2 separate regions of the Homo sapiens genome follow, and region 1 is linked to region 2. Evidence: read pairs that join two places in POLR2A ChIA-PET (ENCODE). Cell type or tissue: OCI-LY7. All regions are shown on one strand. Links, peaks and the distances in the headings refer to the core of each region. The heading gives the core; the rest is flanking DNA.

Evidence for each region. ChIA-PET counts read pairs that join two places held together with the same protein. Peaks named below come from ENCODE experiments on the same cell type or tissue, not always from the same donor. Only the 100,000 strongest peaks of a DNase experiment are listed, where the experiment ranks them.
Region 1: POLR2A ChIA-PET joins it to region 2 with 6 read pairs; 4 of 35 experiments call an interaction of 5 or more read pairs at or near these places.

Annotation. Positions count from the first base shown.
Region 1 is chr4:78,654,480-78,659,866 of GRCh38, forward strand. All of the region lies in intron 1 of LINC01094 (long intergenic non-protein coding RNA 1094), which reads left to right. Among named protein-coding and RNA genes, the nearest start is that of LINC01094, 11 kb to the left of the region's middle. In OCI-LY7, for the core only: no CTCF peak of the experiment used is centred there; DNase peaks (open chromatin) are centred at 2,672 and 3,762; H3K4me3 peaks cover 913 bases.
Region 2 is chr4:78,795,070-78,800,456 of GRCh38, forward strand. The region is part of intron 1 of BMP2K (BMP2 inducible kinase); the gene reads left to right. It overlaps LOC124900722 (a long non-coding RNA gene), which reads left to right. Exons shown (of 2, transcript XR_007058153.1): 1 at 1-33; 2 at 141-4,179. LOC105377299 (a long non-coding RNA gene) reads right to left here. Exons shown (of 4, transcript XR_938918.4): 3 at 2,121-2,225. Among named protein-coding and RNA genes, the nearest start is that of BMP2K, 21 kb to the left of the region's middle. In OCI-LY7, for the core only: no CTCF peak of the experiment used is centred there; a DNase peak (open chromatin) is centred at 2,912; H3K4me3 peaks cover 1,640 bases; H3K27ac peaks cover 2,725 bases.

The DNA.
Region 1 (5,387 bases), core at 156-5,155, 140 kb before region 2:
TGAGTGGAAGCCTCTTGGTGTTCTGTGTTGCCTTCATCCATATAAGTATATGTAGGTCTTTCTGTTCATTTAGAGTTTGCCTTTTGTGTGTGTGACAGGGTCTTACTCTGTCATCTAGGCTAGATAGAGTGCACCAGTGTGATTGTAGCTCACTGCAGACTTGACTTCGTGGGCTAAAGAGATCTTCCTGCCTCAGCCTCAGCCCCTGACCCCTGACCCCCAGGAATTACTGGTGCATACCACTATGCCCAGCTAATTTTTTATTCTTTATTTTTTAGAGATGGGGTCTGATTATGTTTCCCAGGCTGGTCTCAAACTCCTGGGCTCAAGTGATCCTTCCACCCCACTGTCCCAAGTGTTAGAGCACATCATGGGTGTCAGCTACTGCACCCAGAGAGAATCTGCCTTAAGACTTTAAAGAATTCTGAGCAATAGTGTCTGAGGGGCTCATTCCCTAACCTAACGAGGATTACAAACCAGCTGGGTTATGAAAGAGCAGCAGCCATCCAAAACTGTCCTGATTGGGGAAGTGAACTCTGCATGCCACAAAGCAGGAATGGCAGCCAAATGAGAAACATATGCTCTGGATTCTGATGCAAAGTTTTTATTTCTTTAAAAACAACTGCATTAAAGTGACATAAACTTAAATTTAATCCAATTTGGACCTTACTGGAAAACAGTATGAATTTTGGGTGAAATATTTTGGAGAAATTTGAAATATCTACTATGTTATGTGACCTTAGACAAAGAACTTAACCACACCAAGTTATTGTTATTATATGAATAATAACAGTAATGTCAAATAGCAATAATAATGCCAAAAGAACTGACAGTCTTTTTGAAGATTACTGTGTCAAGAGTGTAAGTTACGTTAGAAAGATACACATGCTGGCCGAGCGCGGTGGCTCACGCCTGTTATCTCGGCACTCTGGAAGGCTGAGGTGGATGGATCACCTGGGGCCAGGAGTTCAAGACCAGCCTGGGCAACATAGTGAAACCCTGTCTCTACTAAAAATACAAAAATTAGCTGGGCATATTGGTGGGCGCCTGTAATCCCAGCTACTTGGGAGGCTGAGTCACGAGAATTGCTGGAACCCAGGAGGCGGAGGTTGCAGTGAGCCAAGATCATGCCACTGCACTCCAGCCTGGGTGACAGAGAAAGATTCCAAAAAAAAAAAAAGAAAGAAAGAAAAGAAAAGAAAGACGGGAAGGAAGGAAGGAACGGAGGGAGGGAGGGAGGGAGGGAAAGATACACGTCCTGTGGCCACAGTACAAGGACATTTTTCTTGGTTGGGAAAAATTCAGGGGTGCCTTATTTTATGCTGATGTTCAAATCAATATTCTAAGTTATAATAAGGCTGTTACATTAGACTCTTAACACAGTAATCTTCAAAAAGTAATGCTATATTATTAAATAAGTGTACATAAAATAACTTACTGGTCATTCTCTTCTTAGTCCAAGGATTTTGTCACTAACCTGCTAAAATTCTTTTAGCAAGACTTTTAATTAGAGGTCAAAAATTTACTCACTCTAATGAGGGACTTGAATTTTACAATCTGTAATAACTGACTTGACGTTGGGCCTTATTATCTCGGATTCTTTCATCTTCCTTGGGTTGTTCCTTAATTCTGGGCATTTTGCTGCCCATTACCTCTCTCTTCAAAGGTTGGCAAAGGGACATAGCAACAATTCTGGTAAACAGAGCAAATGGAAATGGAAATGAGCCAGAGGTGTGCTCAGTAGAATGTCATGTCATGTATTGATCAAATGGCACAGAGAACCCAGGCTCTGGAGTCAAGACTGGGAAGCTATTGTCATAAACTATTCTACATTGGCCCGTAACTTGAGCCTTAACAAATCATACAACCTCAGAGACTTCATCTATAAATTGAAAGTGTTAATATCATATACCTTTTAAGATTTTTTGGCCAGATGCAGTGGTTCATGCCTGTAATTCCAGCACTTCGGGAGGATCACTTGAGCTCAGGAGTTAGAGACCAGTCTGGGCAACATAGTGGGACCCTGTTTCTACTAAAAATAAAAAAAAAAAACTAGGCAAGTGTGGTGGGGCATGCATGTAGTCCGAGCTACTCAGGAGGCTGAAGCAGGAGGATCTCTTGAGCCTGGAAAATCAAGGCTGCAGTGAGCCATGATCAGGTTACTGCACTCCAGCCTGGGTGACAAAGGGAGACCCTGTCTCAAAAAAACAAGCAAAAAAATATTTGTCAGGATTAAATGATGTTACCTATAAAGTATTGTGGGCATTGTGTTAATTGTTACCTATTACTATTAACCAACACCATTATGAGATATCTCTATATGTTAGCAACAGAAATAAATTTATCCATTTATTTCAAACAGTATTTGATTCAATGCAATTCTAGTACAATAGAATACTCCTAGAATGATAATAATATGACTAAGTTTGTTTTTAGGTCATTTCAATAAGAAAATTTAGACTTCGTTATCTATTTGTCAATGCTTATTTAATCCATAGTTCATTCTGAGTCCCTCGCCACTTTTACATTGTCCTTTTCGAGTGTCTTTCACAGCCCTGTGGCTTTAATGCGTTGCTGTCTTCCCAATTCACAGTTCAGTTTCATCAGCACTCCTGTTTCCTGTTTTGTCACTGTCTAGGCTGCCTGTTTTGCACCTCGAACTCCTTCCTCTTCCTCTTCAAAGGATATCGTCAACATTTCCAGTAGGGATGGGCAATGAATGCCACAAACGTTTCTTGCTGCAGCTCTTCCTTTTCTTTCTTTTTCTTTTTTTAACCTCCTTTGAACCTTCATAAGCTTCCTGTAATGACTGTGTCTCTGTTTCAACTATTTCAGTATTTCTGTGGCTTTTGATTTTGATCTGGATTCACGTCTTCCAGCCAAAACCATCTCAAACAAGTAGTTTGAGGTTTTTGCTGGAAGGTAATTTGAATTTGTTTACATGGCCACCAACTCCCAATTTTAGATGTCCTGAGATTTCTGGAGTAGAGGATTGGCCTTACCAGATTACCTTTCTCTTATTAGCACTATTATTAGCAAAGATGGGCTCTTTCGTTTGTGAGCTAATCATACTTCTTATAATTCTAAATAACTACTTCTAAATCAGGAGAATTAGAAAAGTCTTTCATTTCAGCAGGGTTGAAAAAAGGTTAATTAAAGTCATCCACAGACATAGATATAGCAACATGATTTGATATACATACATCAATAAGAATAGTCATGCACACACATACACAGAAACACACAATTATTCCTTTACAATCTTCTGGCATCTTTTCTGCAAGGAAGCCACAAACACAAACTGGATATGAACAAAATAACTCAGCAGATGACCAATGACCTCTTCCTCCTTCTCATCCTCCTCCTTCTCCTCCTCCTTTTTCTTGTTTTGCCATCATTGTTTAGGTGAAGCGCAAAACAAGTCCCAAATATTTCTGGGCTACTCTCAAATTATTGGGCTCTGTGGCGTGTGCATTTGAATGTTCATTCAATAAATATTCACTGAGAACCTACTATGTCCCAGGTCCTCACAATACAGCTGTGTACAAAACAGACCAGATCCCTGCCATCTGGAACCTCGTACTTGGGTGGGTGATCAGTTTCCAGAATCAGACAGTCTGCTCATTTGAGAAAACTCCTGTGTGGTTCAAGATTCCAGAGGAGAACACTGAGACAGGAGCAGACTGGGTTTATCATATGCCCCATCTCGTGGTTTCCTAACAGGCCAAATGCAATACAGAGAGGGGTATTGCTCACTCTTCCTTCCTGTTTCTGTCACTCAGACAGGAGCTAGATAGTTCCTTTCCTACCAAGCTAAGACTTTTGCTCTCATCAAGTGAGAAGGTCCCTCTTACTTTACAATATTTCTGACCTGAACCCTGGCAACCATAAATCTACTTTTTTTTTTTTTTTTTTTTTTGAGATGAAATCTTGCTCTTGTACCCCAGGCTAGAGTGCAATGGCACCATCTCGGCTCACTGCAACCTCCGCCTCCTGGGTTCAAGTGATTATCCTGCCTCAGCCTCCCGAGTAGCTGGGATTACAGGTGCCTGCCACCATGCCCAGCTAATTCCTGTATTTTTAGTAGAGACGTGGTTTCACCATGTTGGCCAGGCTGGTCTCGAACTCCTGACCTCAGGTGATCTGCCCGCCTTGGCCTCCCAGAGTGCTGGGATTACAGGCGTGAGCCACTGCACCTGGCCCACAAATCTACTTCTATCTCTCACCTTGCCTTGACTTTCACCACAAGACAGAATAGTTCCCCTTAGAGACTTTCATTTGCTCTGTGGTATCACTCTTTAGACTGCCTGAGATACATACTGGAAAATGCCACCTCTTAAAAGGCACCACTAAGTTCTTAATTGAATCCACACTTTAGTCTTTTATCCTTTCGATTTCTATGGTAAAGAACATAGGCCCTGTATTTGCTACTCATATCTCCCATTCATTTGTGTGTGATTATGTAGCTTTTTTAGCTTACACACAGCTATAAAGCATTTTCCAAGTCTTTTTTATATTATCTAGTTTGCATGAAATAAGGATGTAGGAGTATGTTTGGCTTTTGGCTATAGATAGTTGGAAGTATTTCTAAAGATCCACTCTCTTCTGAGCTCTCTTACTGTTCTTGTTTTCAACTAACAGAAATTGGAAAATAAAGATTGTGTGGGTATAAAATGAATGCTTGCAATGTTTGTCATTTTTGGAACTCTATTTCTGTGGCTCTTGACTTTTTTTAAGATGGCTTCACCTAAAAGTTGCTAAGGCCAGGCCAGAGCTCTTCTTATAAACAAATGACAGGGGACATGATAGCCCATAATGAATTCAATCTGGGCTATCTGTGGCGTTGTGTGTGGATAAAAAGTAAAAGCTAATTTTGAGTACAAAGAAAATGAATAAAGCCTCTTGCCACTAAGATAGTTAAGAGAAGACTGTCAGAAGGCAACATCATTCTATGCAGCTGGACCTATGCCCTTCCACAGATGGGAACAATGCCATATGGTTAGGGAGCTTGGCTGTTACCCAAGTGGCTCCTATTCAGTTCTCCATTTGAGCAAGAGTTGAGAGGAGATGGAGAATAGTATTTGGGAGACTTCCTGGGTTCAAGTCCTGCCTCTACCACTTATTTGCTATGTGCTTTCTTAGTAACCTGAAGCAATGAATAACAGTATTAGCCTCATAGGGTTGTTGTAAGGTTTAATTGAGATAGTGCACATTATGCATGCTGCCTACCTGGCACATAGTAATAGGTGGGAGGTATTATTACTGTGATGATGATGATGGGTGTCCAGGGGGAGACCAGTCTGAATGTACCTGGTAGACTCAGTAGGTTACTGGAAGTCAGGAGTCACAAATGTGAACCAGGCAGCAAGCTTTAGAAGGTGATTGAC
Region 2 (5,387 bases), core at 285-5,284:
TTGTTGAAGTGAAGAGAGAATGCTTGATTGAAGGTATTCCAAACATAATTTCTTCATTATAACCCTTTGTACTTCAGTTATATTTGCTCACATTTATCGCAGTGTGCCATAATAACTTTTTTGTCTTTCTCTCTCAATAGACTACAAACTCACACATACGGTGTCCCATTTAAAACGTATTCCAGAGACTTTCACAGACACTTATTAAAATTTATTGACAAAATGAACATGAGAAGAGCTCTCTAATTATCTAACTGTTGTGAGATAATTGCAGTTTAGGTGAGATGACCGAGTATGGTCATTGGGTGAAGGGAACATTGAAGGCGATCTGAGAAAGCAGATGATGGGTTAAAGAGTTGCAGATGCTAGAAGAAAACCTAGGCATTACCATTCAGGACATAGGCATGGGCAAGGACTTCATGTCTAAAACACCAAAAGCAATGGCAACAAAAGACAAAATTGACAAATGGGATCTAATTAAACTAAAGAGCTTCTGCACAGCAAAAGAAACTACCATCAGAGTGAACAGACAACCTACAAAATGGGAGAAAATTTTCGCAACCTACTCATCTGACAAAGGGCTAATATCCAGAATCTACAATGAACTCTAACAAATTTCCAAGAAAAAAACAAACAACCCCATCAAAAAGTGGGCAAAGGACATGAACAGACACTTCTCAAAAGAAGACATTTATGCAGCCAAAAAACACATGAAAAAATACTCATCATCTCACTGGCCATCAGAGAAATGCAAATCAAAACCACAATGAGATACCATCTCACACCAGTTAGAATGGCAATCATTAAAAAGTCAGGAAACAACAGGTGCTGGAGAGGATGTGGAGAAATAGGAACACTTTGACACTGTTGGTGGGACTGTAAACTAGTTCAACCATTGTGGAAGTCAGTGTGGCGATTCCTCAGGGATCTAGAACTGGAAATACCATTTGACCCAGCCATCCCATTACTGGGTATATACCCAAAGGACTATAAATCATGCTGCTATAAAGACACATGCACACGTATGTTTATCGCAGCAGCATTCACAATAGCAAAGACTTGGAACCAAGCCAAATGTCCAACAATGATAGACTGGATTAAGAAAATGTGGCACATATACACCATGGAATACTATGCAGCCATAAAAAATGATGAGGTCCTTTGTAGGGACATGGATGAAATTGGAAATCATCATTCTCAGTAAACTATTGCAAGAACAGAAAACCAAACACCGCATATTCTCACTCATAGGTGGGAATTAAACAATGAGAACACATGGACACAGGAAGGGGAACATCACACTCTGGGGACTGTTGGGGGGTGGGGGGAGGGGGGAGGGATAGCATTGGGAGATATACCTAATGCTAGATGACGAGTTAGTGGGTGCAGCGCACCAGCATGGCACATGTATACATATGTAACTAACCTGCACAATGTGCACATGTACCCTAAAACTTAAAGTATAATAATAAAAAAGAGTTGCAGATGCTCTTTAGGAAATCTGGTGGAAGAGGTGAGGTATTTTTGTACTTAATAGTTATAAGGCCACTTAAAGGAGTCCCAAAGAGAGGTTGGCATAATGCTGAATTTGAACAGCAATATATAAGAGTTCACTAAAATTTAATGCTTTTTTGGGGCCTGATATTCTGGTGAGAAGGAAGTTGTGTAACGGATGATTGTGGTCTATATCCAGGCTTTGTATTTATGAATGGAGGAGTTTTGATATGTAAAAATGGAGAAAGAGTAATATTAGAGAACTAAATCTGTAGTCTTTTTCAGTTCTGCTAAAAAAAGTTATTACTTCTAAAATGTGACCGTGATGTAGGAAAAAGTGGATATAAAGTAGGGGAAAGGATGTTGTGACTGGGAATAAAGAAAAGTCAAAAAGTAGTGGCTTCATTTTAGCCTTCATTTCAGCTTTATGCATGGGAGTTGTGATGAGGGGCCCTAGAGACTAGTGATATAGCAGGAAGTTCAAGAGTACTATGAATACCTCTGGCCTGTTTTAAATGTATTAATTTTTTAAAACATTGTAATTTTGGGGAGTCTTAGTCCTTAATACAGTGCTTCTTAAACTCTAATAAGTATATGAATCACCTGGGATTTTTTAAACTGCTTACATTTAGTACATCTGGGTAGGGCCGGAGTTTCTGTGGTATCTGCAAGCTCTCAGGTGATGCCAGTTCTGTTGTTTCCACAGATCGCATTCTTCCTTAGCCAGTCTCCTAAAAGAAAGGAAAAAAACTTACCCCAAAAGTGATCAAATCAGTCCATTATGAATATCTGCTTTGTTAATGGCCTTCAGATGGATTATTAGTAGCTAAGAGGAATAATGCAAAGATTCTTAAATTTCATCTAGGGTCCTTTATTGAACAGATTCCTTGACTTGAATCCCAGAGATTCAATTCCAGGTTTAGGAAAAGGTCCAGAAAACTTCAGGTTTAATAAATACTCTAGGTAATTCGGTAGTATTGGGATTTTGGTTGGCATTGTATGAAAACTAGATATTAATTTGGAGGGATTGGCATATTGAAAGTATTAAGTAGTGCTTTCCAGAAATATAGTGTGTCTTATCATTTTTATTAAGTTTTAAAAGTTTCTCTCAGTAAAGTTATTCTTCATTTAGGTCTTGCAGCTTTATAAGCTTGTCACATATGTTTTATGTTTTTTTTGTAAATGGGTTGACCTTTCAGCAATGTGAGAAAGTTTTCTGTTGATTATCTTGAAGATAATTTGTCTTTGATTAGGAATGTGTTCTTTTTTATTTTAGAGATAGGGTCTTACTCTGTTGCCTAGGCTGGAGTGCATTGGCATGATCATAGAGCTCTCTGCAGCCTCAAACTCCTGGGCTCAATTGAGGGATACTTCCTCCTCATTTGGGACCACAGGTGTGTGCCACCACGCCTGACTAATTTTAAAAATTTTTGTAGCAATGGGGGGTCTCACTTCGTTGCCCAGACACGCTTCAAACTCCTGGCTTCAAGCAGTCCTCCTCCCTTGGCCTCCCAAAGTGTTGGTATTACAGGCATGAGCCACTGCATTTGGCGGGAATGCATTATAATAAGCTTATCACTTAGGCCTAAGAATCAAAAAGACAGATCCTACCTAGGAAAGTCTTGGAGTTTGGTATGTTTTTAATGAACTAGTTTCCTCAAGTGCCAGTAAGTCAGGTCCATAGAGAAAGCCATACTCAAGTCATAAAGGTGAGTGTTGCAAGAAATTATATAAGATTTTGGTTGAAAGAAGCGAGAAATGGAGATACCTGCTGGATGCCTGTGAGAAACCTAAGTGTTTCAGAGGTGGGTCGAAGGGGACAGCCTGATTAGGAAAAGTTATAGAAATACATATGTAGTCTCATCAAGGGAGAACATAACTGGTTTTCTTTTCTTAGCTTCCTTTCTGTAGCATAAAAACAAATTATTTTACTCTGAAAACAATTTGTTCTTAGAAAAACTATGATCATGTGTTCTCAAAGGAATGACTGTTAACGGTAGTCTTCCAGCATATCACTTTAGGATGGGCAGTATTCTTTAGGGAAACTCCAACGGATACTTGGAATTCTGACTTGAGAATTTCACTGTAATCATCATTAACCCAAAAGTACACATAACTACTGTCCTTTTAAGTGAAATATATTTTAATATAAACCTAAATGTTTATAAAGATTTACAATATCACTGCCTTCTTCCTTTTGCTGTTGAGAAGTTGATAGTTACTCCAGTTGCTTTCGTGGGTGATTTCACATTGAGGCTAAGTGCTGAATGAGAGAATACAAGCTGAGAGAATTAAAATCTGGGTATCAGTGCTTTTAAGACAAACCTTGTTCTTTTTATGGCACTTACTTTGTCTGAAATTTTAAATGTCTTTCTAGACCGTGCTGACACACATGGAAATATCCATAATAACATTATCAAATTATTTTATTTTGAGATTTTATTAGAAACTTCTAATTGTCTAGAGAACTTTCTACTCCACAGACAAATTAATATGCTCAACATTTCTGAAAAGACAGGGCAACAGTGCCGTTCTAATTTTTACAAGAAGGAATCTGAGGCCAGGTTCCCTTAGAAGCCAATTTACATTGACAGTTTAAAGAAGTGGACATACAAACATATATAGGACCAGAATTAGGAAAAAGTTCTGTTTGCTACATATTTCAATAAAGATATTAAAAAATAACTTGATTGTCCGTTTTTTTTTTGAGAATATCATGAAAGTTCTGTAGACCCTTTCCCCAGAAAAATTTGCATATAAAACCTACATATGGTTTCAGATGGTGCATAGACTTTATGTAAATACCCTTGCATTATATTCGTTGATTTCTTATAATGTTTACAATTTGAAATTGGCATACAGGTTTTGTATTTTAGTTACTTAAATGTTTTTCATAGTGGTTATAGGTATTTATAATCAGCATGAAAATATTAGAAAGTGAAAGTGTATAAGAATTTGTGTTTTTAGCTTACATACAAATGGAGATCCTGCTGTGGATTCAAATGTGTGTATTTGTGTATGTAATTAGAGTTTTACATCCAAGTTTTATCTTAGTATGATTTGGCTTTTGTATCAAAAGTACGTAAGATGTTTGTAAGGCTGTGTCTAGACTTATCTCTGAGTATCAGAATAATCTGACTAAATCTTGCTTACTCATGTGCTATGGTTACAGTGATATGCTATAAATGGGTTATAGGTGTACCAAGATTTGATTTTTCCTTTCACCCCCTCAGAGTAGCCTGGTTGTGGTTGAAGGTCCCTGCCTGCCAACTCAGGTTGAAAGTAGACTTCATTTACCCAGTGGTCTGGCCAAGTTACTGGAAAACAACAATAATAACTAGGTGGTTTTTCATTAGTAGGATAAATACAGATTTAGTCGATGGAATATTAAGTGCGGGGAATAGTGGAAGTCGGTGAGCAGGATATGCCGTACTCTGACAAGGTTGAGCTGTCTTTGCAAAGGAGAAATTATACAAACTTTTACTCTTTCAATTTGAAAGTCTTGTTTGTCTTCAGTAACATCAAGATAAACCTATTTGAACAATTGTAGAGTGTGCTTTTCTTTGGACTCAGGCAGAATGTATAAATATGTATCTGTTTTCTGGGCCATGGTTTGGGTATCAGGTCTTGAAGTAATAGATAGTGGCTCTATGCTGATACTTTGGCTCTGTGATGAGACTTTTCTCAGTAGTCCTATCCTCCCCTTCTGAAGTAATTACAGAAGGCTGTGTTTACTTGGCACTTGAGATAGTTATACAAAGTGCATGCATAAGCATCAACATGTTAGGGCTAGTATAGTGATACAGGATAGTGGTCAGGAGGAGTTAACAAAGCCCATATGGCACACTCTCTATCTTCTGTGACTTAATTACCATGTTTCCTAACCTACCCAT